2 separate regions of the Homo sapiens genome follow, and region 2 is linked to region 1. The links are chromatin loops, found by intact Hi-C in ENCODE. Cell type or tissue: PC-9. All regions are shown on one strand. Links, peaks and the distances in the headings refer to the core of each region. The heading gives the core; the rest is flanking DNA. Region 1 overlaps SLC35D4 (solute carrier family 35 member D4). Region 2 overlaps CABLES1 (Cdk5 and Abl enzyme substrate 1).

The links. Peaks named below come from ENCODE experiments on the same cell type or tissue, not always from the same donor. Only the 100,000 strongest peaks of a DNase experiment are listed, where the experiment ranks them.
Region 2: a loop joins it to region 1, with 9 times the contacts of the local background. A loop is called at or near these places in 2 of 110 quality-filtered maps.

What each region holds. Positions count from the first base shown.
Region 1 is chr18:23,322,609-23,337,946 of GRCh38, forward strand. All of the region lies in intron 13 of SLC35D4 (solute carrier family 35 member D4), which reads right to left. Among named protein-coding and RNA genes, the nearest start is that of SLC35D4, 110 kb to the right of the region's middle. RefSeq lists an enhancer at 7,664-8,332. In PC-9, for the core only: no CTCF peak of the experiment used is centred there; a DNase peak (open chromatin) is centred at 8,653; H3K4me3 peaks cover 1,846 bases; H3K27ac peaks cover 2,406 bases.
Region 2 is chr18:23,226,005-23,241,342 of GRCh38, forward strand. It overlaps CABLES1 (Cdk5 and Abl enzyme substrate 1), which reads left to right. Exons shown (of 10, transcript NM_001100619.3): 5 at 8,604-8,700; 6 at 9,891-10,047; 7 at 11,138-11,241. It also overlaps a transcript of SLC35D4 not described here. Among named protein-coding and RNA genes, the nearest start is that of CABLES1, 98 kb to the left of the region's middle. RefSeq lists enhancers at 649-748, 5,737-5,896, 6,017-6,066, 11,569-11,758, 11,769-11,888. In PC-9, for the core only: no CTCF peak of the experiment used is centred there; a DNase peak (open chromatin) is centred at 5,567; H3K27ac peaks cover 727 bases.

The sequences.
Region 1 (15,338 bases), core at 7,480-9,979:
TTTGGAGGACTTCTTCCTCCATCTTTCTCTTTGGGCATTCCACTTCAGCTTGTTCTAAAATACTTGATTGTGTTGTTTCTTTATTTGCTATTATAATTTTCTTTAAATAGATGGGCTATAAATTTACCAAGTATTTCTTCTTTTACAAGTAGTAATAAAAGGCGAAGTAATGTCAACATACTTAGAACACCCAATTGTAGAAGGCAAATGGAGAGTTTGAGACTTCCCTAATTTTCCTTCAAACTCAAATCAGTGACAACCTGGTATGGAGCCTCTTAATTCCCCATTCTAGTACTTTTCACTTCTTGGTTTCATTTAACTTAGTAAATGTACTCTTCTACTGTCCAACATACTTTTAGAATGATAGATTTGTGCCAGTTATTTTTTAAACTTTTGTCCTGCTAGCTAGAAAGTTCTACTAGTCTCCCAAGTTAAGCAGAACTCTGTGCTTGTGGAAAGGAAGGGCATGTGGTTAAGATGTTTTTATTTTCTAAGTTGTTTTGATTTACTCAAAGCACAGATCTAATCTCTGCAGACTATTTTTAGAAATTACATGAATTTAAGCTCAAAGGAGCGTTCAATAAAAGCACCATAATTATGCTTACTCCAAGGCTGTGAGGATTTGTTCATCAACTTTTGGTATAACAATAACTTCAATTCACACTACTGTTACATTTAGCAGTAATGGAGGTGAAAGAATAGATCTGCCAAAAGAGAAATATCCAGACCCCAGACCCCGACACTTCCTTATAACATTCAAAGGTAGGAGATGTGGTTGCCCATTAGGTAAAACCCTGTTGCCTGCTTTTCACCTGCCTCCTTCCTTTATTTAGCTCAACACTTCCTGAAGAGCATTGGCTGGAAGAAGTGAGCCCTCTACGTGACATCAAGGACTGGACCCTGGCTCCAAGTCTGGTCACACTCAGTTTTACATGACCAGAGAGTGAGAACTTCTTAGGAACATACAAAACTTGCACAATACATTTACATAAACCATGAAGACCTTCCAGCTCTTGCCACGCAACCTATTTGCCATGGACTGAATTGTCCATAATTCACAAGTTGAAGCCCAACCCCCAGTGTGATAGTATTTGGAGATGGGGCCTTTGGGAGATGATTTAGTTTAGATGAGGTCATGAATGTGGAGCCCTCACCATGAGATTCGTGCCCTTATTAAAAGAGACCAGAGGCCGGGTGTGTTGGCTCACGACTGTAATCCCAGTACTTTGGGAGGCCGAGGCGGGTGGATCACCTGAGGTCAGGAGTTCAAGACCAGCCTGGCCAACATAGTGAATCACCATCTTTATTAAACTACAAAAATTAGCCAGGCATGGTTGGGCAGCCTGTAGTTGTAGTCCCAGCTACTTGGGAGGCTGAGGCAGGAGAATCACTTGAACCCAGGAGGCGGAGGTTGCAGTGAACCGAGATCACACCACCGCACTCCACCCTGGGCGAGGAAGTGAGACTCTGTCTCAAAAGAAAAAAAAAAAAAGAAGAAACCAGAAAATAAATAAATAAATAAAAAGAGACCAGAGTTTGCTCTCCTCCCAGCTGCCCCAGGTGCACAAAGAAGAGTTCATTTGAGTGCACAGGGAGAAGGCAGCCATCTGAAACCCCAGGAGGGAGCTCTCACACGACACCCACCCTGCTGGCACCTTGCTCTTGGCTTACTCTTGGACATTGCAGCCTCTAGAACTGTGAGAAAGTAAATTTCTATTGTGTAAGCCACCCAGTCTGTGATATTTTGTCATGGGAATCGAGCTAAGACACCTTCCCTTGCTCTTTTGGAGAGTTTAAAAAATGAAAGTTTGTTTAAAAAGGCTGAATGTTTCAAAAGACGCTTTCATTGAATTAGAAGTGAAAAAGGAAAAGGGCTTTGGGTTTTTGCTGGGATGAAGTTGAGGCCAAATTACGTTCACTGAGCACCACAAAGGGCATTAGAGAGGCAACATGAAAGGCGAGATCTGCCCTCGCAACACCCCACGCTGGGTTAGCTAAAGCAAAGAATGTCAATATTATCATAGGGTAAGTGCTAAGACATGGGCAGACTCTGAATGTTATGGGAACAAACCCCACTTAGGGCTGAGTCCTGTGCTAAGCCTAAAGGGCACTCAGGAATTACCAGGGGAGGAAGAGTGGGAAGGGCAGTCTACGGAGGGGGAACAGCATGAACGAGCCCAGCACAGTCTACGCCACTGAGTGTAAACTGTAATGCCAAGTGTGCTGTGGTTAAAGGCCACTGCTAAAGCCAAAGGAAAACCGAAGAGAGTGAAAAAATCATAGTTTAAAATCCCTTTTTCCTAGCAACATATTTTAAAAGTCCCATGGAGAATCCTATTCATTTAAAGAAGAGGGGCAGCTGGTCCCAGGAAGATTAGGCATGCAGTTTTATCAGCAGACCAGGGGCAATCCTCTGTATGGATGCCAAGAGAGCGTCTCCGAGCCCCGTGTGTGTCTGTGAGACAGCAGTGAGCCAGCAGGGAGAGTCCTGGGTGCTCCCTGGCTGGGTCACAAACTGGCTGAATAACCTCAGGCAGACCCATCCCCATCTCTGGATTTCAGGTTTCTCTATAAAATAAAGGAACCATCTAGAAAGTATTTCTCAGGGACTAAATTCTGTTCTTTCCCTTATTATCTGTCTTTGAAGGAGTAGGGGATTTTATTCATTTCCGGACTTGTCCTAATGAGAATTTTCAAGAAGCTTAAAAAGGTAGATCAATTCAGACACAAAATATCAATCAGAAGTAGGTAAGAAACATGAAGGAGAGGGGAAACCAAGGAGAGAAAGGCAGAGGGAGGACAGGACAAAAACCACACCAGGGTGGCTGCTGTGCACAGGAGGGGCTTGAGTGTGGCCGCATGATTCCTGGCAGCCAAAGCAAAGAAGGTGCGTGATCAGTTGCACACTGAGTGTCCCTAAAATTCTGGCAAACCAATGCTTGGGAGAAGCCATTCAATGTTAATCTATCTTCTAAGTTTAACATGAGAATGTTGTTACAGACATTCAAGCATATGTTCCAAAGAAAGCAGAGAGCCTTTAATTTAATAAATCTGTCAGCTGCCACATCAAGGTCCAATGTAAAGACCCAGAGTAAAGAAATGTGTTATCTTGTCCCCTCCAATGTATAAAGTACCCCTCTTCATGAAAGCTAAATATATAGAAATATGAATTGTGGCCTTTCCCTGGTCCCACAAAAGGAACGTCAGCTGCTGGCAAGGGCCCCCCCACCCCGTGTGGGTACAGCCAGGAGCCCATCAAGTGTCCTTCTCTATCAAGAAGAAAACAATGCCCATCAGTGGCTACTTTTCATAAAGATCTCTTAAAGCCTGCGGACAAGGCACACACACATTTTCTGAAGGCAAGGAGTATGCATTTCAGAATCCCCTTGCAGCACCCCTTAGTAACTCGGTTTATTCATCTCTACAGCAAAATGTGATTTGCTGATTGTGCAGCCATCTCCAAAATGCTGGGGGACCAGCAATATGCCTGGTGGCCCTGCCATGTTTCTGGTGGTCACTGACTGAGCATGTGCTCAGGACAAAGCATCTAGTCCCTGCTCTGTGTGATAGCAGGATCAAATTCACACATAACAATAATAACCTTAAATGTAAATGGGTTAAATGCCCCAATTAAAAGACACAGACTGGCAAATTGGATAAAGAGTCAAGACCCATCAGTGTGCTGTATTCAGGAGACCCATCTCACGTGCAAAGACGCACATAGGCTCAAAATAAAGGGATGCAGGAAGATCTACCAAGCAAATGGAAAGAAAAAAAAGCACAGGTTGCAATCCTAGTCTCTGACAAAACAGACTTTAAACCAACAAAGTTCAAAAGAGACAAAGAAGTCCATTACATAATGGTAAAGGGATCAATTCAACAAGAAGAGCTAACTATCCTAAATATATATGCACCCAATACAGGAGCACCCATATTCATAAAGCAAGTCCTTAGAGACCTACAAAGAGACTTAGACTCCCACACAATAATAATGGGAGATTTTAACACCCCACTGTCAATATTAAACAGATCAACAAGACAGAAGGTTAACAAGGATATCCAGGACTTGAACTCAGCTCTGCCACAAGCAGACCTAATAGACATCTACAGAACTCTCCACCCCAAATCAACAGAATACACATTCTTCTCAGCACCACATTGCACGTATTCTAAAATTGATCACATAATTGGAAGTAAAGCACTCCTCAGCAAATGTAAAAGAACAGAAATCACAACAAACTGTCTCTCAGACCACAGTGCAATCAAATTAGAACTCAGGATTAAGAAACTCACTCAAAACCGCACAACTGGAAACTGAACAACTTGCTCCTGAATGACTACTGGGTAAATAATGAAATGAAGGCAGAAATAAAGATGTGCTTTGAAACCAATAAGAACAAAGACACAATGTACCAGAATCTCTGGGACACATTTAAAGCAGTATGTAGAGGGAAATTTATAGCACTAAATGCCCACAAGAGAAAGCAGGAAAGATCTAAAATCAACACCCTAACATCATAATTAAAAGAACTGGAAAAGCAAGAACAAACAAATTCAAAAACTAGCAGAAGGCAAGAAATAACTAAGATCAGAGCAGAACTGAAGGAGATAGAGACACAAAAAACCCTTCAAAAAAATCAATGAATCCAGGAGCTGGTTTTTTGAAAAGATCAACAAAACTGATAGACCACTAGCAAGATTAATAAAGAAGAAAAGAGAGAAGAATCAAATAGATGCAATAAAAAATGATAAAGGGGATATCACCACTGATCCCACAGAAATACAAACTACCACCAGAGAATACTATAAACACCTCTACGCAAATAAACTAGAAAATCTAGAAGAAATGGATAAATTCCTGGACACATACACCCTCCCAAGACTAAACCAGGAAGAAGTTGAATCTCTGAATAGACCAATAACAGGCTCTGAAATTGAGGCAATAATTAATAGCCTACCAACCAAAAAGAGTCCAGGACCAGACGGATTCACAGCCAAATTCTACCAGAGGTACAAAGAGGAGCTGGTACCATTCCTTCTGAAACTATTCCAATCAATAGAAAAAAAAATAGGGAATCCTCTAAAACTCATTTTATGAGGGCAGCATCATCCTGATACCAAAGCTTGGCAGAGACACAACAAAAAAAGAGAATTTTAGACCAATATCCCTGATGAACATCAATGCAAAAATCCTCAATAAAATACTGGCAAACCGAATCCAGCAGCACATCAAAAAGCTTATCCGCCATGATCAAGTCGGCTTCATCCCTGGGATGCAAGGCTGATTCAACATACGCAAATCAATAAAGTAATCCATCACATGAACAGAACTAACAACAAAAACCACATGATTATCTCAATAGATGCAGAAAAGGCCTTTGACAAAATTCAACAACGCTTCATGCTAAAAACTCTCAATAAATTAGGTATTGATGGGACGTATCTCAAAATAGTAAGAGCTATTTATGACAAACCTACAGCCAATATCATACTGAATGGGCAAAAACTGGAAGCATTCCCTTTGAAAACTGGCACAAGACAGGGATGCCCTCTCTCACCACTCCTGTTCAACATAGTGTTGGAAGTTCTGGCCAGGGCAATCAGGCAGGAGAAAGAAATAAAGGGTATTCAATTAGGAAAAGAGGAAGTCAAATTGTCTCTATTTGCAGATGACATGGTTGTATATTTAGAAAACCCCATTGTCTCAGCTCAAAATCTCCTTAAGCTGATAAGCAACTTCCGGAAAGTCTCAGGATACAAAATCAATGTGCAAAAATCATAAGCATTCCTATACACCAATAATAGATAAACAGAGAGCCAAATCATGAGTGAAGTCCCATTCACAATTGCTACAAAGAGAATAAAATACCTAGGAATCCAACTCACAAGGGATGTAAAGGACCTCCTCAAGGAGAACTACATACCACTGCTCAACAAAATAAAAGAGGACACAAACAAATGGAAGAATATTCCATGCTCATGGATAGGAAGAATCAATATCGTGAAAATGGCCATACTGCCCAAGGTAATTTATAGATTCAATGCCATCCCCATCAAGCTACCAATGACTTTCTTCACAGAATTGGAAAAAAACTACTTTAAAGTTCATATGGAATCAAAAAAGAGCCCGCATTGCCAAGACAATCCTAAGCCAAAAGAACAAAGCTGGAGGCATCACGCTACCTGACTTCAAACTATACTACAAGGCTACAGTAATCAAAACAGCACAGTACTGGTACCAAAACAGAGATATAGACCAATAGAACAGGACAGAGGCCTCATAAATAACACCACACATCTACAACCATCTGATCTTTGACAAACCTGTCAAAAACAAGAAACAGGGAAAAGATTCCCTATTTAATAAATGGTGCTGGGAAAACTGGCTAGCCATATGTAGAAAGCTGAAACTGGATCCCTTCCTTACACCTTATACAAAAATTAATTCAAGATGGACTAAAGACTTAAATGTTAGACCTAAAACCATAAAAACCCTAGAAGAAAACCTAGGCAATACCATTCAGGACATAGGCATGGGCAAGGACTTCATGACTAAAACACCACAAGCAATGGCAGCAAAAGCCAAAATTGACAAATGGGATCTAATTAAACTAAAGAGCTTCTGTATGGCAAAAGAAAATACCATCAGAGTGAACAGGCAACCTACAGAATGGGAGAAAATTTTTGCAATCTATCCTTCTGACAAAGGGCTAATATCCAGAGTCTACAAAGAACTCAAACAAATTTACAAGAAAAAAACAAACCACCCCATCAATAAGTGGGCAAAGGATGTAACAGACACTTCTCAAAAGAAGACATCTATGCAGCCAACAGACACATGAAAAAATGCTCATCATCACTGGTCATCAGAGAAATGCAAATCAAAACTACAATGAGATACCATCTCATGCCAGTTAGAATGGCAATCATTAAAAAGTCGGGAAACAACAGATGCTGGAGAGGATGTGGAGAAATAGGAACGCTTTTACACTGTTGGTGGGAGTGTAAATTAGTTCAACCATTGTGGAAGACAGTGTGGCGATTCCTCAAGGATCTAGAATTAGAATTACCATTTGACCCAGCAATCCTATTACTGGGTATATACCCAAAGGATTATAAATCATGGTACTATAAAGACACATGCACATGTATGTTTATTGCAGCACTATTCACAATAGCAAAGACTTGGAACTAACCCCAATGTCCATCAATGACAGACTGGATTAAGAAACTGTGGCACATATATACCATGGAATACTATGCAGCCATAAAAAGGATGAGTTAATGTCCTTTGCACGACATGGATGAAGCTGGAAACCATCAATCTGAGCTATCACAAGGATAGAAAACCAAACACAACATGTTTTCTCTCAGGTGGGAACTGAACAATGAGATCACTTGGACACAGGGTGGGGAACACCACACAACGGGGCCTGTCGGGGATGGGAGGCTGGGGGAAGGATAGCATTAGGAGAAATACCTAATGTAAATGATGAGTTGATGGGTGCAGCAAACCAACATGGCAGGTGTATACCTATGCATCAGATTTGCATGTTGCGCACATGTACCCTAGAACCTAAAGTATAAAAAAAAAGAACAAAAAAAGAAACCCAACAGGTGAAGAACAATCCCATTTCTGTAAAAACAGAAAACCTCAGGAATGTGTGTATAAAAAAAATTTCCCAAAGAATATACTCTAAAATGTCTATTATGGTAGAGTCCCATAAGCTTTTTTTTCATTTACTTTCTACATGTTCTATAATTAGCCTTTTGAACTTTTTAAATGAAGATAGTGGACTAAATGGTTTCTAAGGTTTTTTTTCTAGAGATGTCATGGGTCAAAATTAAAGTCACAAGTTAAGGGGAAAGTTATTTGCTTCAATAATGGTGAATACCCCCTACATTAAATACCTACAGGAAAATTCAAACTCTGACCAGGAAACCACGCCATTTGCATTTCCACACCCCAGCCCATGCCTGCTCATGTCTGGGGACGCCTGGCATTCAGCTCTCCGGATGGTTGGGCTGCAGGTGTCCCTAAGGTGCACCCTGACAGCCGGCTCGCTCTGCGGAGCTGCAGAGTGAGTTCCTGGCTCCCGTGACAACCTACTTCCCTTACGTTCATCTGTTCTCCATTAGTCTCCACCAGCCTCTCAGTTTCCTGGAGGTGTTTTCTACATTGTACAGTTACATGTAAAGAAAAATGCAACAGCAGCAAAGCACGGGGGGTCCAGACACAAGCACCCCTTCCCTGGGAGACTGCTTACCACCATCACAGTCAGACGCTCAAGCAGCACCCACACGAGAGGAGAGCCACCAACGTGAAGCCTTTCAGAAAAGGCCCACGGGCAGCCTGGGCAACTAGCGAGACCCCATCTCTACAAAAAAATTGAAAAATTAGCCAGGCGTGGTGGCTCATACCTGTACTTCCAGCTACTCGGGAGGCCCCAGCCCAGCAGGAGCGTTCAGCGAGAGGCAGAGCCCCGGAACAGCGGTGTTCACTCAGTTAAACCTCATGGTCTGAGAGAGTGGCAGGTGTGCCGTTTTCCATAATTAGTCACAGCCCCTGAAGGAAAAGCGCGCCCGTGTGGGGCAGGACCAAAGGAAGAAACGCTTCTGCAATGCTACCGGGAAGTCTGAGCTCACCTTCTTTACCTTGGCACCGAGCTGAAGATCTGTTAGAAACCCTCTCCAACCAGGACTTTCAGGAGAAACGGTGGCCACCGCCCAGAATAACAAGGCCCCAGCAGCAAGGTGTCCTTTTCCCAGCAAGTGAAACCTGCCCCCCGCCACCACCTGTAGTACAGGAGACACCACAAAGCAAGAGGCCCCAGGGCTCTGCTCGGGAAGCTGCCGGGCCTGTTTTTCCTCCCAGTGGCCAACAAACAGGAGGGCAGGTTCAGCACGTTGGGCTCTGCTTTCTGAGCGCCGCACCATTACAGCATCCACATCCGATTTTTAAAACTGAAGTATAACATAAATACCGTGTAGTGTAGGAGGCACAGGAATCTCAAGTACATGGCTTGCTGAGCATTTATACCCATTAGCACCCACACAGCTGCCACCTGGACAGAGACACCGGCCCTTCCCAGCATTGCACCAGGCTCCGCAGACTCCTCCCAATCCATTCACTCATCCCGAATCCCCTCTGTGGCCATGTGCCCTTTCCTACTGCAGTGAGGATTCCATTGTATGGACAGATGAAATTTATGGACTATTTCATCTAGTTAGGTGCTATTATGAATAAAGCTGCCATGGATTTTCTTGAACATGTCTTTTTTTTTTTTTTTTTTTTGAGATAGAGTCTTGCTCTGTTGCCCAGGGTAGAGTGTGGTGGAGTGATCATAACTCACGGCAGTCTTGAACTCCTGGGCTCAAGCAATCCTCCCACTTCAGCCTCTCAAAGAGCTAGGAGCACAGGCACACACCTTTACACCTGGCTAATTTAAAAAGAATTTTTTTTTTTTGTAGAAATGAGGTTTCACTATGTTGCCTAGGCTAGTCTCAAACTCCTGGCCTCAAGCGATCCTCTCACCCTGGTCTTCCAAAGCCCTGGGATTACAGGCGTGAGCCACCACACTTGGCCTTGAACATGTATTTTTTTTAAAAAAATAACAGGCTTACTGAGATATAATGCACACACCATAAAATTCACCCTGTGGAAGAGTACAATTCAATAGCTTTTAGTATACTCACAGTTATGCAGCTACCACCACCATCTAATTCCACAACACTGAACATAACTTGTGAACATATGTCTTTGTTTCTCTTGGGTAAATACTGAGGAGGGGGAATACGTAGATGTTGTATTATGTAGATGTTGTTTAGCTTTGGTACTTCTAAAGCATAAATATCATTCTACAATCCTCACCAACATTTGGTATTGTCAATTTTTTTCACTGTAACCATTCTTTTGGGTGTGTGATTCCACATCAGAGTTAATACCACATTTTCTCAATTCCCCATTCTCTTACTACCAACCAAATATAAACTGAAAGCTGAAATTTCACCTAACAACAGAGGACTCATCTAACAATCTTCAGGACTGACTTTTTTTTCCCTTTTCTTTAAACACCAGTGTAGCACTTCCAAAATGTTAGATAAAATGATGTATCAGGTCCGCTGAGATACTTCAAAAATTGATTAAAAAAAAAAAAGCTAACAGTAACTGCTTAACATACATTATTTTAAATAATTCTTGCAACATTTCTGTGAAGTGTATGCAATTATTCTTATTTGACATATAAGCAAACTGACACATAAATAAGTTATTTGATTTTTCCAAGGTCATATTGCCAGAGAATGAGATTCTTACCCAGGTCTTTCTGTCTCCGAAATGCTGGGCTGCTTGTCACTACTCTCTATAGTCTCATCTCCACAGCCGGTTATAAGATAGGACACTCTATACACCTGCTGAATACATTTGCTGACATAACATCTTTGCACAAAGCAATATGAAAAAAAAATTTCAGGGAAAAGAAAACCTTCATAAAAAGCATAAGTATTGAAACCAGGTTATATATTATGTAATTCTTAGAGTAAACATTCTTAAAAAAGCCCAACTATAACCTGAGGAAAATAATAATAAACATGGCTGACTTCATAGAAGATACAGCCTTCAAATAATTAGGACTGATCAGATCTGGGTGGTTCACACAGCAATAGCTCAATAACCCAATCAAAGATGCATCTACTGTCTGCCTATGGGCTCAAAACTGGGCTGGTTAACTGTTGGGGATAAAATAAGGCACTCTCTCAGTGCTTAAAAGTGAACTCCTATTCTGATTTATGGAGTGTTCTAGCTATCTATGAAGCACAGAATATATATAGCATACTCTAAAGAAAGACGAAATTTAATAACTGCCAAAGTGTTGTACTCCCTTAACCTAACATTTCAAGAGTGCATGAAGGAAGCAAAGTGCTCTGAATGGCACAGCCAAATGGCAGCAAATGTTTGGCAATTTGGAATAATAAGATCAACACTGCTCCCAGTGAAATTCCCAAGGCGGGAATGCAAGGCCTGAAGCTACCAGAACACCCCTACTCCCACCTGAAGGAAAAAATACGTTTTCACAGATAACAAACCCTCCCTTTCAGGGCAGAAGGCAAGGCACAGGTAGCAACTGCTGACTGCATCACTGAAACTGAAGACTTCAAATTCCAAGAAGATAAATCTAACATTGAAAAAGTAAATTATTTTGTTCTTTTCTGGAGGTGGAGGGGTAGTCATCGTACAAAGGACTAACCTGAGACTTGAAAATAATGGCTCCTAATTCCATTTGGACTACAAATTTTGGAAGTACTGTAAAAATCACCAACTCTTTTGCAATTCAAATTATGCCTCTGGGTGCTCTGCTAGGTGCTGGGGATGTAACCCTGAGTAGGATGTGCCCTGCCTTCCTTGGGCTCACAGGCTGATAGAGCAGGTGGATTGCTGGGAAGTATAGTTACCTGATTATTATTATTTTTCTGTTTTCCTTTACTTTTCTTCTCCTGAAGGGGAGAAAAGGGAAAGTGGTGGGCATTTGATATATCAAATATTGACTAATCACCTACTATATTCAAGGCCAACCATAACCATGCCAGAAAATTGTGCGGAAAACACATAAAGCCCTAAGTAGGGAATAATGGCCTGAGGGTGAGGCAGGAAAGAAATAAGACAGAATTCTTCTTGGACACAGATGCAACCCTGGGCCTGCTCCTTGTGCAGCAATCCCCACCCCACACCACCCCAGAGCTCACACAAGAAGACTGACATGGAAATGTGGCCAGGGAGACCCTGTTCCCCACACAATCCTCCCCTTCAACCCTTCTCCTGTCAAACTGCACAGAAACAACCAAAATTACAAATTCAGTCTCATGGCTAGTTGTATTTATGTGATACAAAGCAATTAGCTGTTGACTTAAAAACTTTTCTTGTTGCATACTTGACTAACTGGCTATTTTGGAGTCCTATAAACAAGCACAATTTGCTCGTACTTCACTGTCTGGCCTTAAAATCAGACACAGTCTACTTATACATAAACAAAACAACACCAAACATCTTTATCTAAAGAACGACCAGGTTAGCGCAAAGTGCCACCATAGAGTGAAGAAGGGGAAAAGGGGCCGGCCGGGCACGGTGGCTCATGACTGTAATTCCAGCATTTTGTGGGGCCCAGGCAGGCGGATCACTTGAGGTCGGACGGGTTCGAGACCAGCCTGGCCAACATGGTAAAACCCCATCTCTACTAAAAAAAATACAAAAATTAACTGGGCTTGGTGGCACGGGCCTGTAGTCCCAGCTACTCAGCAGGCAGAGGCAGGAGAATTGCTTGAACTGGGAGGCAGAGATTGCAGTGAGCTGAGATCGCGCCACTGCACTCCAGCCTGAGCGACAGAGCGAGACTCTGTCTCAAAAAAAAAAAGAAAGCAAGCAAGCAAGAAGGAGAAAAAGCAAATTTGGACTACTTTTTGTAAGAGAGGAGAGCAATTTTAAGCAGGAAAAAAATGGGTGAATAACTACACTTTATACAAATTCCACTTTTGGGGATAGAACAGGAAAACAAGTCTGAGGAGGCATCCGGGTACCAGGCCACCAAGATGTCTCTAAGGCACAATGTAACAGACAGTTATTTTCACAAAATTGTACCAAGTAAATATCTGCTAAAATTCTTCCAAATTTACATGTCATGCCTTTCTATCATTGATGCATCCAAACTTAGCTTTCCCATAAAAAAGTCTACTCCTTCAAATTTCCCAAGAGCTGCTTCATCTAGGTCTGCTTTGACTATGGCAGTCACTCTGCTGACACAGGCCATAGGTCCTGGCCATTGTCCGCCCTCTGGTTGGGGCACCAGCAGAACTTACTGTGCTCTTTGCTAACTACCCTATGTTCAGCCACACCTTAGGGAACTTAGTTTTAGGGATACACACAGAGGGTCTTTAAAAAGAAAACCGAACCCCTATAGAATAAATGGCACAAAGAAAGGAAGGAATGGGTATATCACAGGAAAATGGGGCAATGAAGTTACTTTACGAGATATATGCAGAATTCCACCTTTCTCTGTTTCTGACAGGAGTGCAAAGGTGTGCAGAATAAAATCAGTTTTTGAGTGAGTACTCACCCCACACTCATTTATTGGACACCATACTACAATAAACCAAGCACACATCAATTCATCCCCTAGAGGAGGCCGTGCAAATATTCCCAATTAACTGGCCTTTATGTTGCAAAAACGACTTTCATTTTTTAAAAAATTATCTGGGACACTAACGGCACCCATAAAAACCTTAGAGTCAGGAAGTTTACAGAAAGTAAGGACATCTCCCCAGTAAATGAACAAATGATAAATGAGCGAATTCATTCAAGTCAGAAGTTGTGAAACAGAATTGTTATCCTATTTTTGCAACACAGAAGATTGTGATGATCAAAGGCATTAAAAATAGCTCGGAAAAAATGAAGACAACATAACTGGAAATTAAAAAAAAAAACAAGAACCTTACTCAAAACAGCAAAATGTCCACTCATAGCACTCATTTCTCTATGAATTATTTTGACAATAGGAAATGGAATTTAAAAATTTTTCCTGAATCCAAAACTGTATTTCCCCTCCCACGTTCCCTGCAGGAAAACCTTGTTCATAAACAAACAACTCCCAGATAACTAACTTCTTGGCTGGCTGTTTCCATGCGAATGGCAGCTCCCAAACTTGCCACTTCATGTTCCTGTCGCCTCATCAGTGATGTCATGGAAAGACATCAGACATGCTGTTATTATTGCCGAGCGAGAGTCTGCAAAGGAAATTATGCTGCTGCCTCTAGGTTTTAATTTTCCATGAAAAATTATTCTTATTGCCATAGCCGCTGAGACAGTGAAAAAGAAAAATGATTTAATTAGGGAACAGCCATAATTAGATTTTTTAAGCATGGTCTTTCAATATAAAAGTTACATTACAGTACAGCTTCATGTGGTTTAACAATGTATTTTCATCAGACCCTTCCAGAACATATGAAGGTGTTGAATAACAACTGAAGGAAGAAAAGGAATGCTAAACTGCTATAAGAAAGTTATATCTGAAATGAGCTTCGAAACGTGATGGGAAGGAGGAGTGAGGTGTCCTCAGCAGCTAAGATGGGAAGAACCTCAAATAGTGAACTGGGGAGAGGAGCCCCCTCTTCTGTGATTACCGTTCACCATCCAGGTGGTGGAGAAAGACAGTAACAGGCTCCCCACCCAAGAGATAGTGGGAATCAGGATGATAATGCAAGGATGACTAGAAAGAAAGAAATAACAGCAGTAATAGAATACAAAGTAGAAAAATGAAGAGAACCAACTCTGTTCAGCATAGACTTGACCTAGTGAGAGCAAAGTGTGATGGGCTTTGTAAACATACTTCTATGATTTCCCCTGTAGTGTGTGTGTGTGTGTGTGTGTGTGTGTACCAGAAATTGAACCTATAAGAACTATGATTACAGACTATGAGAGATTTGTTTACTTGTCACCTCCTCAGAAGTTCAAGGTATGAGTCAATGTTAAGCCTTGAAACTTCCCTACAAATGTATCTCAAAAAATTAGTGAAGGGTAAAAAATTACATTATTTAGGCCGGGCGCGGTGGCTCACGCCTGTAATCCCAGCACTTTGGGAGGCCGAGGCAGGCGGATCACAAGGTCAGGAGATTGAGACCATCCTGGCTAACATGGTGAAACCCCCTCTCTACTAAAAATACAAAAAAAATTAGCTGGGCATGGTGGCGGGCACCTGTAGTCCCAGCTACCTGGGAGGCTGAGGCAGGAAAATGGTGTGAACCCAGGAGGCGGAACTTGCAGTGAGCTGAGATCATGCCACTGCACTCCAGTCTGGGCGACAGAGCAAGACTCCGTCTCAAAAAAAAAAAAAAATTACATTATTTAGAAGTCATGAAATCTGTGTGATTATTCCACGTTAAAAAAAAATTCATCTTTTTCTCTTAATTCCACCAGAAACATCGAGAGTTTTACCAATGGTCTTGGAGATATTCTAAAATTCTGAACATGGAATCTTAATAACATCTGTTGATAACACTTTCATGAGTTCATCGTATATTTCAAACAGGTTTAATTTTGTCTAGTAAAGTGACATAACCAAGACTCCTTCTTAGTTCAATATTGTGGCAATAGATCAAGACACATGTCAATGTCAACATGTCACTGAAGAAAGAAAGACATTAGGCCTTGCTATTACTTTCACCCAAGCTCCTGAAACCTGGAAAAATAGCAGGAGAGATAGGAAGTTGAAACTCAGAAAAATTCCTAGGCAGCTAAGAGATCTTCATAAGGATACATCAAAAAGAGGCTGAAATTAACCAGCTGACTCTTT
Region 2 (15,338 bases), core at 4,454-6,953, 100 kb before region 1:
AAGGAATTGTGAAAAACAGGAATAGCTTAGGGGAAAGGGTCCTGGAGTCCTAAGAAGGAAAGGGAAGTTCAGAGAAGAAGGTGAAATAATACAAACTTGACCTTTAAAGTGTTACTCAGCTGGGCACAGTGGCTCATGCCTGTAATCCCAGTACTTTGGGAGACCGAGGTGGGCGGATCACAAGGTCAGGAGTTCAAGACCAGCCTGGCCAACATAGTGACACCCCATCTCTACTAAAATTACAAAAATTAGCCGGGCATGGTGGCATGTGCCCGTAGTCCCAGCTACTCGGGAGGCTGAGGCAGGAGAATTGCTTGAACCTGAGAAGTGGAGGTTGCAGTGAGCCAAGATCGTGCCATTGCACTCCAGCTTGGGCAACAGAGTGAGACTTCATCTCAAAAAAAAAAAAAAAAAGTTCCTGAGGGTCAAGCCTGGACCAGGAAACCAAGAGGAGAGACTCAACTTCCTCCTATTTTTTTACCCTCATACACCCTCTGACCTTTTGCTTCTATGACCCGAGCTCTTGTTTTTGCTTTTGGGCTGATTCAGTTACATTATAGGCTCAGAGAGCCTTGGGTAGGCTAATCTCCACTTACTGCATCAATGAAAAATGCATTCTGAGTTCCAACTTGCCAGCCCAGGAGCTTCTAGAGCACGACCCACTGGTGAGTGAGAGACTGCAGGTGTTGTATGGAGAACTAGTCCTAGAATTGTCCCTATGCATAAGGGAACCGACACCAGCCACCAAGTGCTCTTTACTTCCTGAGATCTGGATGTGGGTTGGTATTTCTGTACACATGGATCCGACCAGAAGAAAGTAGGAGAGAACCTAGTAAACTTGAGATTGGAGGTTATGTGAAATCACCAAACTAGATGATTCCAGCAAAAAGAGTTTCTGTGATGTGTGTGTAGGTTCACACCCCTTAAGATAACCATACTTGACTGTATGATAGTCGCAGGAGTCACTTACTTACTACAGATGCATCAGAGACCATGTGATGAAGAAGATGGCTTCCCAGTGGAGTTGCAAGGTGCCTCTGGGGGGTGTGTTTTTAAATTGTCAACAGCTTCCACATGGTGTTTATATCCTTAACTTTTGGCATTGGGGGCATTCAGATGAGGTCATCCGCTTGGGTCCATTTCCTGAGTGTTGATCATTTTGCGACACAGAGAACAGCGTCTTCTATTCTTAGAGCCTTCAAGCCTAAATGCTCCCTGCCTGGCTCCAGGCCCATGCCCCCTTCCTCCCCACCCACTTTCCCCAGAAAATTTTTGTTGTGGAAAATTACACATTCACAAATTGTGTTTCTTTCCTCACACCAAGCATATTCCCACACAGAGACAGATTCTGGAATGATCTCATGGATGACTCATGCCATTATCTGGCTGTTTATAGGAGCTGCCTTTAGACAAAGATTTGGTCATAAGCTACGTTAAGACCCCTTCATTGTCTGCCAGTTGCCCTTGCAGGGGATGGCTTATGGCTTATCGATGGAGTCCTGAGTGGGAGTGGGAAGGGACTTCTAGACTAAAAGCTGCTTTTGACTTCACTTTTGTCCATCAACTGTGGACCCTGTTCCATTGTCTCTGAACTCTGGAGGCACCTTCTGCTTGATGTCAGCAAGCAGGCCTGGTCCAAGATGGCAGCTGCACTGTATCGGAAGGGCAACAAACGGGACTCTTAAGCTAAGGGGAAGACTTGTGTCGTCGACTTCCGGCCCATGTGTAATCTCTTAATTAAAATTTAGCTCACAAGTGGTATTTCCTTTCGTAATCCAGCTTTCAGGCTTTGCTTTAGGTGCAGGAAATCTCTCACTCCTTATTCTCTTTGAAGGGTCTGGAAATCCTGTTAATATTTAATTGGCTTTTAAATTATTGACACATCAAAGTGTTCAACCTATTGTTGTCCTTTGAAGAGCTAGCGCCTAGTGGAGCTCCTGGCAGGTGTTCCAAGTTCTTGGGCTTAGAGCACCATTAGAGAAAGGATGGTGGAGAGAAGTCAGGACCACTCCATTTTGGAAGCAGAAAGCCTTGGAACCTAGTTAATTGGATCACACTTTTTCCATCTAGTTTCCAGGTGTTAGATATTTAAGTCTTGTCTTTTTTTAAGAGAGTAATATTAATTAGTTCATTGATCATGCTCCCTGAGGAAAGGGCCATAGCTTGAACTTCTTGTTATCTAATAGGGAATCTTGTTTTCCTGTCAGAATCTGTTTCATGCATTATGGCTCAGTGAGCAGCTGGCTGGGCCTCTGCCAGGGAGCCACAGAAGAGGAAACTAAAAATCATTTTGCCTTTTACAAAAGATGAAGTCCAGAGTCGGCCGTTTTATGATTAATAATGACCTAGGTATTCCCCTTTGGCCCCAAGATAGCTAGATTAGCCACCTGCTTTGATCAGGTGACTCCACAGCTGTGCATGTGTGCTTTGTGCTGAAGAAGCCAAAACTAAGACAGGGGTCCAGGGGTTTCTAACAGTGAAATTACAGGCATTCAAGGAGAGCTACATTAAATTAATTTTGGTGCCATCCTATGAAGGATGAGTTTACACTCCCAAAATGAACCAGCCTGTTTTTCTGCTCATTGCTTAACGGTATAACTGCTGCTTGGCTGTCTCCCCAAATGTGCTTTTACCTCCTGTTTTAATCCCCACCCCCATCTTCTGAGTCCCTCCCTTTTACCCCCTCCAGTCACTCCCACTCCCCCACCCCCGTGGGCCAGTTTTAAATGTCAGCCTTTGTTTAAAAAAAAAAAAAAAAAAAGTATATATCTTTGTGCTGGATTTTCAGTGTGCTTGTTGCCTACAGCCTCTGCAGAAGTTCACAAACTTGCACAGAATGTGAAAGCAGCTCCTCTAGGTACATGTGGCTAAGCTGCAGCGCTACCCAGGACTGTAGAGAGAAGGAATGACAACCTTGCATCGTCCACAGTTCCTTGCCAGTAGTTCAGTTAGGGTGTCTGTAGAAATGAGATCACTTCCTATAACCTGACTAACCGTGTTCACCTCTGAGTAAAAGCTGCAACATTTTAACCTAATATACACAACTTTAGACAATATTCATGTGTAGTATTTGAACTTGCCTCTATGCCATTTTTAAAAGGAAGTGGAATATAAGTAAATTAGTAGGGCCAGGCACGGTGGCTCACGGCTGCAACCCCAGCACTTTAGGAGGCTGAGGAGGGCGGATCAACTGAGTTCAGGGGTTCAAGACCACCTGGCCAACGTGGTGAAACCCCATCTCTACTAAAAATACAAAAATTACCCGGGTGTGGTGGCAGGCGCCTGTAATCCCAGCTACTCGGGAGGCTGAGGCAGGAGAATCGCTTGAACCTGGGAGGCAGAGGTTGCAGTGAGCCGAGATCGCACCACTGCACTCCAGCCTAGGCAACAAGAGTAAAACTCCATCTCAAAAATTATTAAAAAATAAATTAGTATTTGAACACTAGATGTGTCTGGGAAAAATCTGGCTCTTTCAAAGAAAGTGAAAACTTCAACTTCAGTTTGCTTTTAATTACTTTCAGCTGCAGTTCGACATTCTCTAGCTCTATTTCCTGGTGCTGGAGAGTTAGTGCTGGCATTTCAGCCAAACAGATATTTCTATTTTTAATATACCATTTTAATGAGAATTCAGAACAATGATCTTAGAAAATACCAAGATTTCATCACACTCCACTGGGACTTCTGCTTCATTCTTTCTCACTGGAGTTTTTAAAAGATTCTTTTGGAGCGAATCTCCACCATTCAGAGTTCCTTTCTGCATGCAACTCCAACGTTCTAGGCTTCCAAAAGAGAGGGACAGCAAAGACCATGGGTCTTGCCTGCTTTTCACTCACACATAAAGACTGAGCAGTTGCCTGAGCTGTTAAGCTATGTGGCACAATGTGAAACTGCTGTTTATGGGGGTCAAGTACGACCAAAGAACAGCAATTTCATGTTTCATGTTAATATCAGAAAGATTCCAGCAACATTGATCAGAGCCCTTACCTAAGAAGAATGAACCCGGAAAAGTTTGTCAGCCTCTTTGTGAAAGATGTATTTTTTAGATCCCAAGAGTCTTAACATATACAAATTAAAAAGCTATGAGAAGGGCCAGGCGCGGTGGCTCACACCTGTAATCCCAGCACTTTGGGAGGCCAGGCGGGCGGATCACAAGGTCAGGAGATCGAGACCATCCTGGCTAATATGGTGAAACCCTGTCTCTACTAAAAATACAAAAAATTAGCCGGGCATGGCGGCAGGCGCCTGTAGTCCCAGCTACTCGGGAGGCTGAGGCAGGAGAATGGCATGAACCCAGGAGGCGGAGCTTGCAGTGAGCTGAGATCGCACCACTGCACTCCAGCCTGGGTGACAGAGCAAGACTCCATCTCAAAACAAAAACAAAAAAAACCTATAAGAAACTGACATTGTTAGAAATGAGATCTGTTTTGTTTTCTGTGGACGGCTGACTATGCCCACGCCTGTACGTGTATGCTCTTAATTCCAGGCCAGCAAAATGGTAGCCCTGAAGTTAGTGATAACCTCTCCCTGAATCTGAGGGAGGAAAAGCGTGGAAAAGTTGCCCTCTGCCATCACGAAGCTGTCAGTGTTCTAGAGCTGAGATGATATTTATTACTGTATCAGCGAAGTTTTGAAGTGTGACTAGCTTTGGCGTACAAGAAATACCTCATTTCTTCTTTTTAAATCTACTTAATATGAACTGTAAACCCCCCTTCTACAAGGCTGAGGGGAAATTGAGACTCACTTTTCACTGGGCATTCCTCCCTCCCCATCTCCAGTATTGTGCAAAGAAGGGCCTGGAACCTACTGTAATGCCTAGGATTTGGGGAACACATGCTGGTTGTTGTTCCTTTGGTTGCCCTAGCACTGCCAAAACTGTCACACCCGCCCCGTGACCCCTCCAGGCAAAAAGATCTGCTGCTCTGTGCCAGATGTGAATTACGAATCTTTATCATGGCTGGGAGCCCTGTTCTTGGGGTGCTGATGGTGCAAGGCATGGGTCCCATTTGATCATGGACCCCATGGTCATTTCCCTTCCGACTTAGGAGAATCTTGCACTGCTGCTCCCTCTGCAGTGGCCTGTAATTTAAACATCCCCAGAGGCAATAGGCAGAAAATAGGCCACTCTTGGGAAGAAAACTGGGAGACCAAATCCATGTCACTGAGTATCTATGACTATATTATCTTGCCATAGGAACTTATAAAATAAGGGTAGCAAAAGTCCTGCCAAGGAAGCACTGGGTCTTAGTAGTCACTAGCCACATGTGGCAATTTACATTTAAATTAATTAAAATTAAATAAAAATTCAGTTTCTCAGTCAACTGTTCACATTTCAAGCACTTAGTTGCCACACGTAACCATCGTATGGAACACGGTAGATAAGGACCATCTCCGTCATCACAGGAAGTTCTGTTGCGTGGCACTGGTCTGTAACAAGCCTCACGTGTCTCCAGTAGCAGTTGAGGGTGGCCCCACTATTCTTGCTTATTTTCTTACTCGGCTTAGCCTTAGCAATTTAGAAAGTAGAATGACGTAAGTAGAAAGCCAGGGGGAAGTGGTGACTGCAGTGAGTCACGTTATTTCTCGAGGGACCAGTTCTGTGGGTAGGGTTGGTGGAGCCTTGCCCGTCTTTCTTGTGGTCCCAAGTGTCGCTGAGACGCTTGGACAATCCACTGGAATCCCTGTTTCTAAGAATCCCTGTTTCTTTAAATGGGTTTGGGTTTTATCTCATGGAATAGAATCTTGGACTTTATACGAGCACATGACTATATTTTTTTTTTGTTAGGGCTTCATTTCCTTTGGAGGAAATGCCAAGAAGGGGAGTGTGGAAGAGGCGCGACTGGTTTGGTTCTGTTAACTGTGATGTGTGATGTGCACATTTGGCGGCAGGCAGACAGCTGGCCAGGACAAGGCTGCCCCGGGGAAGCAGTGAGCCTGTGAGCAAATTGAAGACAGATGAAAAGGGGCACAGTGGAAAATCACCCAAGTTTCATGCCATCTGCATGTACCAGTACCGGCGAGACAGCAAAGAGCCACACTAGCTCAGCTCAGTAAATAGTTCGTTACATATCAGACGTTGTATAGACAGGATATGAAAATGGACTGAGACTGCCCCTGCCTGCAGCCAGCTCTCCATCTGAGAACCCTCTCAGTATGGGCTTATTGGAATTCTCCTTATTTCCCTTGGCCTACTCACTCCAAAAAGATATTCCCTACTTCTCTCTTAATTTCAGCCCTAAGTAACATTCTCCATCTGGCAAAATGGAAACAAGGAGAAAATTATTTGGGAGTTGGGAATTTGAAGACCATGCTTGCTGGCTTTGGCTTTGGAAAAGTAGGAAGCCCATGGAACTGAGCTGCTGGTCCTTGAATGAAAAGGAAGACACTGCTGTTTTTGTCCTGCTCTGCATGTGGTCAGTCCCCTCCCTCCCTGCCCACCGCAGGTATTTTTGCTTCATTGCCTTGTTCACGTTTTTGCTTTGTAGGCACTTCCCTATGCCAGTGCCCCTGTGCATTCATCATCTCCATCCTTAATTGCTTTAAGAAGCCTTTTGAGAATCGCCCTGGGGTGCCTGCATAGCAGCTGCAGCAGTAGGGCAGACGGTCTTGTGGGTGTGAACAGAGTTGGTTGTTGGCTTTCTTCTGCATGACTTTGGTGTCGATTCTGAACGGGACTCCAGAGATGTTTTGAGGGTGGCACTACCATGGCCTCCCAGGAAGCCTGCTGTGGAAATGCAGCACTTACTGGGCACAGAAGGTCTTGGGCATTTCTGTTAATTAGACTCCACATTATGGGTAGGATAAGGGAGCCGGCTCATTCATGTAATGCCCAGAGACTAGGATGATGGCTCAACAGAATCAGAGCATCCCTGTTTTTTTTTCTATATTGGAGGATAGCTTTTTTCCCTTCTCTTCTCACCACTCGCTTGGCTCCCTCCTCTCTTCTTACCTGATGACTTTGTCTTTGGCTGGGAGCAATTTGCCCCTGCCTTATATTCGTTCTTGCATAGGTTGTAGGAGATGACCCCTGAATATGGTCCCTCCATCCAGGCCACACAGCAAGTATGCTGTGGGTCTGAGGTGCCTTTGACTAACAGGCACTGGATGTCAGAACATGAAGACCTGGTCATTCCCAAACATGGCTGCAGTTTAGAATCGCCTGGGGAGTGTTTAAAACTCCTGGTGTCCAGGTCACAGCCCATGCCAACTGCCTGGGGGTGGGAGCCAGATAACAGTTTGTCAGAGATCCCCGTACAATTCTGATATGTGGCAAATTTTAAAAATTACCGTAGGGGAAGGGTGTGGTCCTTTGAGGTGTGAGCAGTTACACCTGAGCATAGGTCCATCTTGCATCTCCACGGCAATGTGATGTACTAGAAATGACATTGGATGAACTCTCCAACCTACCGTCCTGGTGACCTTGGCAATCTCCCAAGGGCCTCAGTTTCCTCCTCTGTAAATTGGATCAAAATAGTAGTACCTTTCTCATAGGGTCATCTTAAAGAACCAAAGAAATGATGTGTGAGTCTTTGGAAATAGTAAAGTGCTAAATAAATGCTTGTTTGGCCAGGCATGGTAGCTCACACCTGTAATCCCAGCACTTTAGGAGGCCAAGACGGGAGGATGGCTTGCGCCCAAGAGTTTGAGGCTACAGTGAGCCATGATCACACCACTGTACTCCATCCTGAGCAACAGAGCAAGGCTTCATCCCTGAATGAATGAATGAATGATTACTTGTTATTACTAGAGATTATTCCTCTATTAAAAGATATTCATTTTCTAGGTGGTCTGTCAAGGTAGAAGTGACTACTGTGGCATTAATTCTTTCATCACCAACAATAAACCCAGTAGGTGTTTAGGATAAGAATTCATTTCTCCTAAGAAAGGGGAGCAGCAAGGAGAGGTGGTCTCATGCAGCATTAGAAAGAACCCAGGCTGGCTGCTGTGGCTCACGCCTGTAATCCCAGCACTTTGGGAGGCTGAGATGGGTGGATCACCTGAGGTCAGGAGTTTGAGACCAGCCTGGCCAACATAGTGAAACCCCGTCTGTACTAAAAATACAAAAAATTAGCCGGCCGTGGTGGTGCGCGCCTGTAATCCCAGCTACTCAGGAGGCTGAGGCAGAAGAATCGCTTGAACCTGGGAGGCAGAAGTTGCAGTCAGCCGAGATCGTGCCATTGCATTGCAGCCTGGGCAACAAGAGTGAAACTCCGTCTCAGAACAAAACAAAAAAACAAAGAAAGAAAGAACCCAGCAGCTAGATCCCAGCAAACTGTGGTCCCACGATGCCCAGGGAATGCTCTCTGGCCTCATGTTCATTGGCCGTCTCTAGGAATATAAGGGGCCTCATGGAAGAGGGAGGGATGTCTGTAAACCATCAGCTTCATCTTCAGGCTTTCTGTTCAGTTGGATTTCATTTATGTCAAAGTGGTTGCAACAAGGCATCACTGGCAAGCGCCCGAAGAGGGACAACGGGCTGTCCCATCACCAGGGCTCACCTGGTCATTTTCATCGGTGTGACTGTGTTGTCTCATGGAGTAAGCATCCTCATGGCTCTTTGAGGTGCACACAAAAGCATTTTTTTTTCCTCTGACTTGTCCTCCCAGGGACTTGAAGTTGGACGGAGGAAGACAATCAACTGGTGCAGTGAGTTTGAAAGAGATCATTGGTCTGGAAGGTGTGGAGCTGGGTGCTGATGGGAAGGTAAGGCTGCCAGGCTGCCAGTCACCAAGTTGTGCTGAAGGCACAAGGGTCAGGAAGCAGAGGAGGGGGGCAGCCCACAAGCCTCTCTTGAGGTGGAGGACTCGAGGTCTGGGGCAGATTCCCAGGCATGTGATGCCAGCCTGCCCGGCTCCCCTAGTGTGCAGCCGGTGATTGAGTAGCAGCATGGCAGGAGTTCCCACAGCATGTGTATTTCTCTGTCAGTGCTGTTTACAACTGAATGTACAGTTTTGAGTACCTCACACACAGACATGTTCCAGGATGGAATGACGAATGGATTGAACATCTATTAACTAGTGGTGTCAGCAAGCAATATTCAGGCTACTAGAAAGTGTCATAGCTTCCCATGGTCCTGGGAAGCTAAGAGACCCTCAGTCTTACACTGTGACCACAGAGCCCCAGGGCGGTCACATTCCTCTTCCATCCACATGCAACGAGTCGTGGGGTTGAAGTCTCAGGAGTGAAAGGTTGAAAGATGACCCTGCCCTTTGTGCAGGGTCCAGACGGTCCTCATCAACCCTTTCAAAATCTGTGTATGGCAATGACGCAAGTGTTTCTTGGGGAATCTGTCCCGGGGTAGTTTGTTTGCCGATGAGGCTGCTGGGAGCTCAAGGTGTAGATAGAGCGCATGTGAGATGCTCGCCTGGGCAGGTGAAAATCAATGCACTTGCTCTGTTCACCCCTAACGAGGAAGTGTTCCCATAGGAGCCAGGAAGGATGGGATGGAGTGGAGGGTCATATGTGGCGTCTGCCAGAGGAGCAGGGTAGGAGGCCATGGCCCTCACCAGGGACTCTTGGGGCCTGAAGTGTTCTGGGCTTCTGCACTTGGATTATAAAAAGCAATGCAGCGTGTGCCTTGTGGATTACACAACACCACAGCAGGTCCTGAGATAGTACCTTATAGTCAAATACATTCACATTTCTTCCATGTAATAGGAATAGTCAGACCCAGTGGGATAAATTAAAACTCTGTAGCCTTATGTCAGTTCAGGTTGGGTGTTGGCACCAATGAGTACCAAAACAAATTTCATTTTTCAGATCTCATTGAATTTCAGAATTGCAAATAGGAGAAAGTGGACCTGAATGTGGGGTGACAACTGTAGCTTGATCAGAATGCAGAGCTAGCAATGCCTGGGAATAATCACTGGCCTGTTTTTGTCTTCACCTTTTAGACTGTTTCCTATACCCAATTTCTGTTACCCACAAATGCCTTTGGAGCCCGGAGAAATACCATAGACTCCACCTCCTCTTTCTCCCAGTTCCGTAACCTGAGCCACCGCAGCCTCTCCATAGGCCGGGCAAGCGGCACCCAGGGGAGCCTCGACACAGGTAACCTTGGCCTGGCTGGGTCTGGTAGCTCGTGGTGGGAGGGAGGTGCCTCCATTTACATGGGGATTGAGTCTCCCTGTGATGCAGACTGGAAGACAGGGGCTCGCAGGTGACATGACTTTTAGGAAAGCCTGATCTCAAGCCATGCAGGCCCGCAATGAAGCCGCAGGTGATTTCTCTCTAATCAGATGACCCAGTCGTTGACAGCCTGAGCTTCCACGTGGAGAGACGCCAAGGCCGTGCACACCATGTAGAGATGGCTGTGTCTCCCAGCTTCCCTGACCACTCAGCTCCCCCCAACAATGACCTGGTTCTGTCCTATATTTTCATGGTGCTCAATTCGGACTTTAAAAAAAAAAATCTGGGCTCTGAAGTGCAGGTTCAGGTGTGAGAGTTTCCTTTGTGCCTATCTTGGTGGGTGAGCTGAGTTGGCGGCTGAAGGAAGACTTGCATGCTTCCAGCTTTGCTGATCAAACCTTTGTAAGAACTGGCACGTGGAGAAAACACTTTAGGAAGCAGTGCCGTGTCTACTCTCAGGGAAATTCCAGGTGGATGTGAAGTTCCCTAGGTCTGCCCAAGTGCTGAGTTCTGAATCCCTGTCCTAGTGTTCCGGCCACCTCTGATCGTTCGCAGCTGTGCCTTGGTGGCCGCTCTGATTTGTATTCATACGGACACAATAGCATGCCTGGAAGTATTCGCACCAAATCGTGCTGCACAGGCGTCTCCAAATTTGATCTGCAAGTTTGAAAAAGGAACCTCTTCGGGGCCACACTCTGAGAGTGTCTTCTGCATCTTGCACGCTGTGTGAAGTTTTTTGCTCTCCTGGCCCAGGGAGATTAAGACATAATTTTCTAAAATGGAAAAAAATGTCAGGATGTTAACAATTTGGTGAACCCTTTTAAGAGGAGAATCCACTTCACTGGCACACGGAGATGTCTAATAAAAGTCAGTGAGTGCCGTGACGTTGAGCTAAGTGCCCTAAAGCCAGCCTTTCTTCATTCCAGCTATACTTGGCATTCTCCTGGCTGTCTCTGCTGGGGAGGGTCCGGAGCCGCTAATTATCATTTTGCATTTTGCATGTGATCTTCAGGTAGTGACCTGGGAGACTTTATGGACTATGACCCAAATCTCTTGGATGACCCCCAGTGGCCTTGTGGCAAACACAAACGCGTTCTGATCTTCCCTTCCTACATGGTGAGTAGCGTGGAATGGAGGCTCCGTTTGCTGCACCGTCAGTTGCCCCACCTGGGTTGGTGGCCGGCTGGGGGCTTGTTCAAAGACTGCTCTGCCTGGGGGACCTTCATGAGGAGCTCCCCGGTGTGGGTGCCCACGGAAGGACCAGTATTGCCTCCTGTCCAGAATCCTGCTGGCCACCTGGCCTGCAAACACCACTTTCAAGGCTGGGCTGCCAGTGTCCACAAAGTCACCAGCTCAGGTTGGGGGACCCTCTCCTCTGAAGGGGGATGTCCGAGCTTATACCTCCACAAACCCCCGTGGAGAGGACCAGGCCCATCCCTGGTAGCGCTGAGTTCAAGTCCAGCTCCGTTTGGAGTTCCTTGGTGGCTGCAGGCCTTCGTGTGCATGCTGAGCAAACATTTGGCCCCAGGCTGGGGATGACAGAATTCTCTCCTGGGAAAGTGAAAGTAGGACACTGTGGGTGTTACATGCAAAACCTTTCTCTGCTGTTTTTATTTCATGGACTCTTCCTGTTTTTCCCTGTGTGTAATTTTGGTTTCTGCTCTCGGCTGACCACTGTTTCCCACCACCAAGGGCTGCCATCTCCTCTGCAGACACCAGAGGGGCCTGGCGGGGCCCTGGGCGCTTTCTCTGGGCCGACTTGCCCTGACTCTTGCGGCAAGCAGAGCCCCGCCTGCTGTGGGAGGAGGGGGAGCTGCACTTTCAGAACAGTCGATTGGCCAGGCCTGCCATGCACAGCATCAGGTGGGAGACATCCACCCAGAATGCCCCCACCACCTCCCTGCGTTTTGCATGTCCTGGCCCATGAGCCGGGCCTGGCGGGGCCGGCACAGCCGAGCGCTTCCTCCTCTGGTTCCCTCCCTCCTGTGCTCCCAGCCTGAGCTGTTCTCTGGAGCCCCAGCCTTAGGAGTGAACCAGGGGGTCTTTTTTCTCCCCTCGGCTTTTGTGTCTGCAGTAGCCAGAGTGGAAACCAATCCCCCGTACTCAAAGGAAACCCAGATCTTCATTCAGAACTGAGGGTTCTCCGCTGTTTGTCAGAGAAACACCAGGCAGAACTTGGGGCCTTGCCAGTTACTTTCAGCACTTATCCTCTTGTTCTTTGGCACATAGTTCAGTGGTCATTTTCGTATGCCACACGGCGTCAGAATGCATTTAGTCATTGGAGAATTTATTCAAGTCAAAGGCATTTAGTTTGAAATTGCCGCTTCTCCTCACTCTCCCTCACTCATGCCCCAACTTCTAACACAGAAAGCAAAATCAGAGTCATGTATAATTACTTTTCTTCCACTCTATGATCTGTTTATTTAAAAAACCAGGGCATATTCATCTTTGGCAGAGGCAAGCACGTAATAAGTGTTCAATAAATGACCAGAATGATTGCCCTGATGTCAAGGAGGGAGCAACTGGTGTAAGAATAAGGATGCTTTATGTGGTTCACTGCCTTACTTATTAAAATTCACTTTATTTATTAAGCAACATGGCCAGGAAACTGGCTCAGGGAGTCCAAGTGAGGCTTTCCTAGTTGATAGACAGGAAATGGGGGATCCAGGCTAGAGCTCCTGGCTCGAGGCTGTTTTCACGTTGCCCAGCTGTCTCTGAATTCCACATTCCTCAGCAGTCAGCCCCACAACTGCCGACCTCGGGGTTGGACATGAAGATCATTCTTTGGGCCAACAGTGTAGCAGATTTCTAGGTAACCAAGAGAATAGGAAGGTACACTATTTCGATGTTGGCGGGAGCTGTCCTAACAGACACGTGCCTGGTGATAATGCCGACCTCTCCTTTTATAGGCCTAGTGTTGGGCTGGTGCTAGATCTGATCTTTTTTATCTGATCTTTTTTTTCTTTAAATGATTTCATTGTGAGCCTTGAGGTTCCAGGCCGCAGTATGTGTGTATGTGCGTGTGCACGTATACACATACAACTTTTCCTCCTTAGACTGTGCTAGAAGACTTGCCAAGTCAGCATGTATGTCCTGCCCTCCTCATTTGATGTTCCCAAGTGGATCATTTTTAATTTCACTGCATTGGCTCTGCAGTCAGTGCTTCTGGGAATAGTCCATGCTATAGAGAATGGAATTGCGCATGGACTGCATTTTCCTGGTCGGCTCCTGGAGACCTATGTTTCCTATTCTGGCCACAGATGTTGGCACTTTGATAAAATGTGGGAAATCCACGTTTCAGAATTCTCGTCTAAGTTCTTGACAGTGTGTTGTGTATTACAAAGGGCCTCAACCCCCCAGCTCCCTGGAGACTTCTTTCCTAGAAGCCGACATGGGTTACAGGCCGTTTCTCATGCATTTGCATTGAACTTGTAGGAAACAGAGTGGGGCAGTTGGGGGTGGGGGCGCTGGGGTGTTTGCTTTATTTTTGTGTGTTGGGGAACAGGTATAGAATTCGCCTGTTGAACCAAGTATTGATTGAGGCCTTATTATGAGCCAAGCTTCCTTACCCAGTAGAGAACTAACCAGCCACAACCCCTCTTCTCCTCCACCTTGGAGTGAGTGGGGATGTCAGAGAGTAAACAGTAAACAAGGAGACAGAGCACCATAATCGTGAGGAAGGAACCATCTTAGAAAAGCAGCAGGAGACCAGGCATGGTGGCTCACGCCTGTAATCCCAGAACTTTGGGAGGCCAAGGCAGGTGGATCACCTGAGGTCAGGAGTTTGGGACCAGCCTGGCCAACGTGGTAAAACCCCATCTCTACTAAAAATAAAAAAATTAGCCAGGTGTGGTGTTGCGCGCCTGTAGTCCCAGCTACTGGAGAGGCTGAGGTGGGAGAATTGCTTGAACCCAGGAGGCAGAGGCTGCAGTGAGCTGAGATTGTGCCACTGCACTCCAGCCTGGACAATAAAGCAAGACCCTGTCTCAACAAAACAAAACAAAAACAGCGGCAGGAAATGATGGAAGGGTTGGACGTGGGCCCCAGGGGGTAGGCCTCAAGGAAGACTTCCCCGAGGAATGGCACTGAAGCAAGCACTGAGGGCTGAGAGTGGTTGGCCCCACCAGGTTTTGGTAGGGAGAGCCCAGTGGAAAGACCCCAAAGTAGGAAGGGGGTTGGTTTTGCATAAAATAGATTTTTCTAACTGTAGAAGTCGTTGCCCTTCCCCCTACACACACACAGGCAGGAGGCAGAGCCCACAAATGATGATGCCGACAAACCCTCCCTCCCCACTGACTCGGCCCCAGGCACAGGGAGCTGCCGCTGAAACAGGCCCTGGCTCCAAAGACCCTGGCTCCTTTGAGCCAGGTTGTGGAATGCCCTCTTTGAGGGCCTGGGGCACATTTGGCCACTAGGCTAGTGTGAGGATCTCTGCCCAGACAGAGGGCAGATTCCCTCCTGGGTGGGAATGCTCAGTGATTGGGGAAGGAGCAGGCTTGTTGGTCACAGGCCAATTATGCAGAGCTGCTCACCTCCCTTAGTATTAGCTTCCAAAGCCCCAGAGTCCTGCTGCCTGTCCCGTCTTCCTCGGGCCCCCAGGGCAGTCCAATGTGGCCAGCCCAGCAGAGGCGCCCACCTGAAATCCTGGGACTGTCCTCCCCTGTTTTGGGATGTCCTGTTCCTGTGGAAATCAGACTCTGAGATGCCTCTGCTGAATGAAGCAGCTCTCAAAGTGATGAGCTAATCCTTTCACCCATCAAATCCTGCTGCAGCCGCTAAAAGGAGTAATTTACAGACAATCAGATGCACTTGTTTGTTTGAAGTGTGCATTTCCATGAATTCTGTAACCACTGCTCTGATCCAGATATAGAGCATTTCTGTCCCTGCAGAAAGTTCTCCTCCCCATCCCATTCTTCCCATCCCCTTCCTGCAAAAGCAATTACTATTCTCACTTCTGTCACCATAGATTAGTTTTACCTATTCTGAAACTTCATGTGAATAGGATCATGGCATATACTTTTTGGGGTCCATCTTCCTTCATACAACTTAACATGTGAGATTTCCCCATGTCATGTGTGTCAGTAGATTTTTTTTTTTAATTGCTGAGTGGGCCACGTGCAGTGGATCACGCCTATAAATCCCAGCACTTTGGGAGGCCGAGGTGGGTAAGGTGGGGGGATCACTTGAGGTCAAGAGTTTAAGACCAGCCTGGC